Linked DNA regions of Mus musculus: all the other regions are linked to region 3. A link is a loop called in an ENCODE intact Hi-C map of the cell type or tissue named here. Cell type or tissue: left cerebral cortex. All regions are shown on one strand.

Region 1 (2,500 bases), 86 kb after region 3:
GACCAAGGAAGGAAGAACACAGCCAGAGGCCGGATAGAATTTGTCAAGATGGATCCCAGAGATTATAGATTTAATGTTCTAGTTTAAGCAGTTGGAAGTTGTTTAAATTCTTTCTTTAAGTCTTTAAATTGGAAGTTGTTTAAATCCATGAACTGTGCTCAGTTGTGCCCATTCTATATATATAGGAGCTAGAGAAGCCACATATTTCTTATTATACTATAAGAAAAAGAATTTAAACACTGTTGAAGGCAAGACTGGGTGAGGTTATCACATGTGAAAATTTAATCTATCCTCAAATGTTCTTCTTCCTGGAGAAAGAGGAAGAAATATTTAAAAGAATTTCTATACCAAAAGGTTGTGACTTGTGTTGGGGTAAGCAAGGCCCAGTTTCTTTAAAAAGCTCTTTTAGAGTTCTTTTCCCTAGGTTGGAGTTCTCTTCCCCATAGTGGGTGTTTGGAAGAGCTCCCAGTATTAACACTTGTATCAAGGTGGGAGAAGGCAGCACCTCACTGTCAGTTAAGGTCAGCATGCTGTCCCTAACAATTGTGGTAGAGCAGCTGGCATGATATTTAAAGTGACATAGTCCTCAAAACTCTCTGGAAGGCTTCTTCAGATGATAGAGTTACAGTGATCAAAATCGATAGGTATAATTTATTTGCCTAATAAAACACACTCCAGGAGCAGTGGTTCTTAAATTCAGTAGGCCCTGGTGTTGGCTCTCTTGTACTTGTCTTACTGGCTTGCCAGTGAGTTTTGCAAGCACCTAAGTTCATATCTTAATACTCTTGATACTTTAACTCTGTAAGGTGTTCTGGTGTTCCAGGCTAAGAGGAAGGTCCAACTGGTCCAGGTTGCAACTTTCCATATGGTTCTTGGGACAATTTGGTGCTTAAAAGCCAAATAATAATATGAAAAGACTACATTATCAGATGTACTACACCATGTCCCTGAGCCATTACCACATTATTTGCCCTTGTATCTGGGCATAGTATTTGGGATAAATGATCTCAATCAATAACAGGACTTTGGCAGTCACCAATACACCAAAGGCTAACACAGCCATCATGATAAAAAAACAACTTAGTGAAGGCTCAAGAGTACAACTTCACAGACAAAGCAGTGGGTCAAAAGGTACTCTGTCATACTTCTGTAGCGGTAGCTTTAGCTACACTGCTTTCAGCTCCTGGTGAGTCACAGGTGTGTACCTGCCCAGGAGCTATTTCGGATCTGCCAATGAAAGACACACACACACACACACACAATCACTGTTGCATTTTTCAGTATATCCTTGGGAAATCTTGGGGTAGAGTCATGGTATACTTCTAGTGTTGTCCCCCATATTTGTTTGATGGGCAACAGTGAGCTTTAAGAAAATTCCGGAGGGGGTGGTGGGAACTGGAGAGATAGCTCAGTGATTAAGAGCACTGGCTACTCTTCCAAAGGTCCTGAGTTCAATTCCCAGCAACCACATGGTGGCTCACAACTATGAGCTTGGTAATGAGATCTGATGCCCTCTTCTGGTGTGTCTGAAAATAGCTACAGTGTACCTATATACATTAATAAATAAATCTTAAAAAAAAAATTCTAGGGGACAACCATGATTCCAGCTGAGAAGAAGTTTGTTCTTCAAGTATGTAGATCGTCAAATGAAGTTTCCTTATCCAATGTGGTTTGCACACACTAGAATACTGATTGCAGCTTTTAGAAGGGCAATCTTCTTTTCTTTCTCTCTGCTTCTGTAAACAGAGAAACAAACATGAGAAGCAGTTTGCTTTTGCTTTCAAGAAGAGAAATGTGTATTTCAACTTAGGCTTATGCCAACTCTCTGTGCTACAAATTGGTCCACAGGAATTGGTTGTCCCTTCATTCTGGCTGCACTGAGAAGAATGTGCTGATGAGATCAGACAGCAGGAGGAGGCTGTTATTTTTAGATTAAGACCAAGCGTGTCAGAAAGGGAAAATAAACCCCATGGAAATACAGTGAATTTTCTTGGGGTGTTGTATTGTATGACATGCATTGAACTTCTCCAATGTCAAGGACAGTTTGTTTCCAAATCTAGAAAATAAACATACTATGATTGATGCTCTTTTTGGAGTTTGGAAATAACACATAGAAGTCTTTACGACTCTCAGCTATTCTCCCCAGTGATCTGACAGCTTTGGGGCTCAAAAAAAAAAAGCTATTTAGATTGTTCAAGCCATAACTGTTCCGTATAGCTCTTAGGACTCATAGCATTCAAAAGCTAAATGCGAAGGTGGAAATATAGTATCCAAAGTCCCTTCATGGGAAACCATCAGTGTGTTAGATCACAACCCTCTTCACTGAGCAGTCACTCTTCGGAGAAATAGCTCCTAACTATGGGACCTGATAGAAACCAGGCGACTAGGAAACATAATCTGCCTGGCTTACGCGGGATGTTATCTAATCCACCTGGTTGCAAAGTCAGGCACATCTGAAATGGAAATAGTATATGAGTAAGTGCATCTGAGCTGGCCTGGC
Region 2 (2,500 bases), 130 kb after region 3:
AGCCTCACAAGCTTTAAGTAGTATTTTACTTGAGGATACATCAATATTAAGCTTTTGTTAGCAGTTTCCACATTAGGAAAAACATCACTGGACTCAAAGCCTAAGGAACTTATCGTCTGGGTTACTTCTGATTGGCATGCTGAGACTGCCTCCTTGTACAGTGGTTGACAGTGTTTAGTTTGTATCTAAATATTCAAATGATTATATTGCCAACAAGAGTAATTGCAAGAGGATGCTGTATTCCTTTGTCTTTTCTCAGGATGTCTGTTCCTAGGAAGGGTGGGAAATAAAGTGGAGCAGATGTGGGAGGCAGGGATGTCCTCTTTTCTATTCCCACCGTGATCCATAACCGGTGCTTGTGGAACGCATGACAACAATTTTAATTCTGATCTCCATTCTGAGTCAGATGGCTAGCCCCACAGCCCCTTGAAGCGGTTGCAGGGACAACTCGCACCTTTTATAACAACTGTGCCCCTAGAAAGCACGTATAGGAAGACAGGGTTTGGGATTAAATTATGGACCCTCTCTCAGCTTGAAGGTAACAGGATGGAGAAGTAGGGAGCGGCTTCAGGATGATCACCCGCATGCTGTTAGCAATAGGTTTTTGGTTCGCCAAGAGTCCCAGGCCCCGCCTTGAGGCCCCGCCCTCTGGGCCCCGCCCCCAGCCCCATCCAGGCCCCGCCTGTCCTGGCCCGGCCCGCTGCCTAAGGTTCTGCCGGGCGGAGGGGGCTGAGAGAAGCCGCAGCTGCAGATTCGCTTTGAGCCCCGGAGCCTGCGATCGCGCCGCCGTCACCGGGGAGCTACTAGCTTCCCCGGCCCGGGCCTCAGCGCAGCCGGCTGGGCCATGGCAGCCGCCGCGCTCCGGGGCCGTCGCTGAACAGCCGTTAAGCCCCCCGCCCGGGTCCGGTCCGCGCTGCCGAGGCCCAGGCTCCGCTCAAGTTTCCGCCCAGAAGCCGAGGCGACCGCGGGCCCCGAGCTCCAGGCTCGCCCGCTCGCCCGCTATGTGGGGCCGTTTCCTGGCCCCGGAGGCTGGCGGCCGGGACAGCCCCAGCGGGGCCCGCAGCTTCCCTGCGGGTAAGGAGGACTGCGGGCGGGTGGGGTGACGGCCGCCAGGGCTTCTCCGGAGTCCGCGCCCTAAGGCCTGCGACCCCCGCGGGGTGACAACTCGGCTCTTCTGGGCCGCTCGGCCGGGCTTTGTTGTCCCTCGTGTGGTGTGCGTGGCTGCCCCACGCGGGACGCGGGCGGGAAGGTCGCTGCAGTGTCGCCCGCAGCCACTGCTCCAGAGAAGCTGCTGAGGACTTGGTCGCCGATTGAGACCCCCGAGGGGGCGGCAGCTCTTAGAAAGCAGGTCGCATGGCTGCCAGGGCTCTCCTGGGTCCCATCAGAGCCCAGCCGCCTTCGAAACGGGGCTCAGGGAAACTGGGGGGTTGCAGCTTTGCGGTGGTGGTTGTAGGGACTGTTAGAATCAGACAACCATTTCATGCCTGCATCACCCAGAAGTTGTGTAGGAGCCACTGAATTATAAATCTTCCCCTAACGTGGAATAGAACAAGAAGAGTTGGCTTGACCATGACAAGTTATCTAATGATGACAGTCTAAAGGGCTCTTTAATCTGAACTGAATCATGAACCCCTTTGAAAAGCTGAAAGATACATAAATTTTTTTCCTTCTCCCCCCCACCCCCCAAGAGAAAAGGGCTACTTATTTGTACGCAGAATTTCTCCTAAAAATTTAGGTATTTTGGGGACCCATGGGTGGTAACCCTGTTCTACAAAGTGTTAGAACTTGACTTGTGTAACTTAGAGGCAGTTGTGTACCTTTTGCAAAACTGTTCGAAAAGAAGCATTTTGTAGGAGTCCTTTTGTGGTATTCTCTGCCTTTTTGAAGATACCATGCAGGCACATTGCTACTGAAATTTTGAACAATGAAATTCTGTGACAGTTTAAATTCTAAACTATCAGTAGTTCTCAACCTCCCTAATGCTGCGAACTTTAAAAGTTCCTCATGTTGTGATGTCCCCAAACCATAAAATTATTTTCATTGCCACTTCATAACTGTAATGTTTGCTATTGTTATGAATTGTAATGGACGTAGTTGAAATGTGACTCTCATGAGGTCATTTGACGTCAAGGGGTCGCGCGACCCAGAGGTTGAAAACCATTGGTTTAGAACTGTAATGTCTGTATGTCTGTCTCTATGTGTGTGTGTATATAATGTATATAATGTATATATATATGTATGTATATATGTCTCTTACACCTTATTCTTTTATACCCTCCCATAATAGTTTTAGAATAGAGATTAGAATAGCTGTGAATTTAGTAACAATATATGCAGGGAATTACTTTCTAAAATATTTACTGGTTGCCTTCAAGAGTAGACAGACATTTAGAGGTTTCTGATGCTTACCCAGTTGTTGTGGGGCCTGGCCTGGAAGTGGCTTTAGTGATGGAGAAGGTACTCATCCCTGGGGGCCAAAGAGAGTGATTTCCAGCTATCC
Region 3 (2,500 bases):
GGGTGATGCGCTAGAAGGAAGGTTAAAGCTTTTAAGAATCTCACTACAGATAACGTTTAAAAACATTACAGTTATACTTTCTCCATCAGAAAAGTCCCCAGGTCTACAGCACTTCTTATGTGAATGAATAAAGGAAGTTAAAAATATAAGTGGTGAGTTGGGTGCTGCTGTTCTTCTAGTCTTCGATAAACAAAGGAACCACCAGGGACAATGTAAAGAGTAGAGCTCTAAACAACACCAGTTATAACATTTGTTTCTACTCAGTCTGTGCCCTAAGCCACAGTCCCTTTCCCTCCTACCCACAAGGCTCAGACTCTCTGGCTGTGGACCTACATAGATATCTGGGTTTTTTTGTGGTTGTGTGTGTGTGTGTGTGTGTGTGTGTGTGTGTGTGTATGGGGGTCAGAAGACAACTGTGTGGAGTCAGTGCTCTCCTTCCACTTTTATGTGAGTTCTGGTAATTGAACCTCGTTGCTAGGCTCATATGGCCGGTGTTTTTACCACTGAGCTGTCTCACCAGCCCCTGGTGGCATTTTTACAATGACACCATTGACATCAAATTTATATGCCATAGAACTCACCCATTTCAATGTCCAATGTGGTAATTTTTAGAAAAGTGCAGTCTGGTTTGGGATCATTTCTCTATGCTTCCTCTCCATTCCCTTCCCAATCCCAGGCACCCACTGATGTACATGCTGTCTCTGCAGAGTTGTCTTTTCTGAACATACCACTCCAATGGCCCACAATTTTCACAACACTCCTTATCTCCAGGGAGTTAATCCCAGACCCAGATTCCACAGCTCACTGAATACTGACCCACCAGACAGGCACAGAAGCTAGCAAATGACAGAGCTCCAATTGAGATCCAAGTCTCTCGCTCCCAAATTCCTCCCACTCCTTCCACTTTCCTGGCCTGGGCACATTTTCAATGTTGCATGGCATTTTTACTGATGGCCATTTAGAAGAAAGCCACAAAGATCATTTCGAGTGACCGTGGGTTTCCAGGGTGTTTGGTTTTGTTCTGCTTTCATCATCCACCAGAGGGAGCTGCAATGATCAATCTCTGAACCACTTGTAGTAGTGGAGCAGCCCAAGAAGGAGAATGAAGTCATTTATCTGCACCCTGGGAGTTTCCACAGTACTTTTCCTCTTGGACAATAGCAAATGGCAATGGAGAGTAAAAGCCAAAAACGGTTCCAGTGCACGTTACAAGTCTATGCTCAGGCTTCTCGGGCAGAGCGCTCTCTCCCCTTCTTCCCTCCCTTCCTTTCTTCATTTCTTCTTTCCTCCTTTTTTTGTTTTTGTTTTTAAATATAGTAAAAGGAGAACTTATTTAAGAAGCTTGAGGAGTTCTTCAGTTATGACAATTGGATATAGCAGATAGAAAGTAATCAAAATATTAAAGTGATTTGGATAATATTTTACATTTTAACATAAGAAAGTGGAAATAGAAATATGCCCCCCATACCCATACACACTGTGTGTATATGTGTATGTGTGTGCATATGTGTATATGTATGTGTGTGTATGTATGTGTGTGTATGTATGTGTGTGTATGTATGTGTGTATATGTGTGTGTGTATGTGTGTATGTATGTGTGTGTATATATCTGTGTGTTTGTATGTATATGTGTGTGTGTTTTCATGTGTGAGTCAGACATGCATGTGCCACAGAACAGTACAGAGGTAAGAGGACAACCTCAATGTAAGGCTTTTTTCATTTGCTTCTCGGGATGCTTCTGTCTCTCTCCCATCTTGCCATTGTAGCTCTGGGGTTACAGACTCCTGTCCCAGGTCTGGGGATTATGCAGATTCTCAGGCTTGAAACTCGGGGTCTCAAGCTTGCACAGCAAGAAATTTATGCCCTTGTTCCTTGTTTTCAAGTTCTTAGCCAAATTCAGTCTTTGCTTAGCTGTTCTTACCTGACTAACAGTGTTCAAGTTTGGATCTGGAATGTTCTCAAAGGTTCATGTGTGAAGGGTCTGGTCCCTGTCCTGGCACCAGTGAGAAATGGTAGAGACTGGACAGTGCTAGTCCCTTCCTCTCTCTTTTATTTCCTAGTGAAATTGGGCCCCAGACCTTAGTAGGCCCTGAAACCTTAGCACAACTGACTCCATGATAGAAATGCCATTCAGGTTATAAACACAGCATGTAGACAGCATCGCCTGCCAAAACTAAAACAAAGGACTATTCAAAGTCCATAGTTCCAACTAATCTTGTTCTTCAGCCTGTATAGTTCTACTTCTGGCTAACTGTTCTTGTTAACCAAAATATGTCAATCCAGAATATGGCTTTTGTGCTTAAAAGCTTACTCTGAGAAAGGCCCCATGATACCCCAAGATTCCTAAAACCCAGTGTCGTCACCGGCTGGCTAATAAAGACTTTCTATTGGTTTAAGCCCACATCCCAGCTGTGTTCTCTGGTGAACACCCCACAACACTAGTAGCCACAAAGCAAACAGCTTTTAGCTTGACTTTCCACTTGTCACGGGCTCCCAAATG

Evidence for each region. A loop is a pair of places that touch in the nucleus more often than their neighbours do. Peaks named below come from ENCODE experiments on the same cell type or tissue, not always from the same donor. Only the 100,000 strongest peaks of a DNase experiment are listed, where the experiment ranks them.
Region 1: it touches region 3 in a loop (2.1-fold over the local background); 11 of 42 quality-filtered maps call a loop at or near these places.
Region 2: a loop joins it to region 3, with 2.9 times the contacts of the local background. A loop is called at or near these places in 2 of 42 quality-filtered maps.

What each region holds. Positions count from the first base shown.
Region 1 is chr10:53,421,809-53,424,308 of GRCm38, reverse strand. Gm36229 (predicted gene, 36229) reads right to left here. Exons shown (of 3, transcript NR_152767.1): 3 at 37-1,736. Among named protein-coding and RNA genes, the nearest start is that of Gm36229, 13 kb to the right of the region's middle. In left cerebral cortex, a CTCF peak has its summit at 1,538 (motif pointing left); DNase peaks (open chromatin) are centred at 1,874 and 2,485; H3K27ac peaks cover 448 bases.
Region 2 is chr10:53,378,083-53,380,582 of GRCm38, reverse strand. It overlaps Cep85l (centrosomal protein 85-like), which reads left to right and starts at 700. Exons shown (of 13, transcript NM_001204983.2): 1 at 700-1,074. The coding sequence starts at 1,002. In left cerebral cortex, a CTCF peak has its summit at 1,244; DNase peaks (open chromatin) are centred at 680, 1,329 and 1,784; H3K4me3 peaks cover 2,474 bases; H3K27ac peaks cover 2,491 bases.
Region 3 is chr10:53,507,893-53,510,392 of GRCm38, reverse strand. Gm40650 (predicted gene, 40650) reads right to left here. Exons shown (of 4, transcript NR_169148.1): 2 at 1-10. The region is part of intron 3 of Gm20597 (predicted gene, 20597); the gene reads left to right. Among named protein-coding and RNA genes, the nearest start is that of Gm20597, 9.8 kb to the left of the region's middle. In left cerebral cortex, a CTCF peak has its summit at 1,032 (motif pointing right); a DNase peak (open chromatin) is centred at 1,054.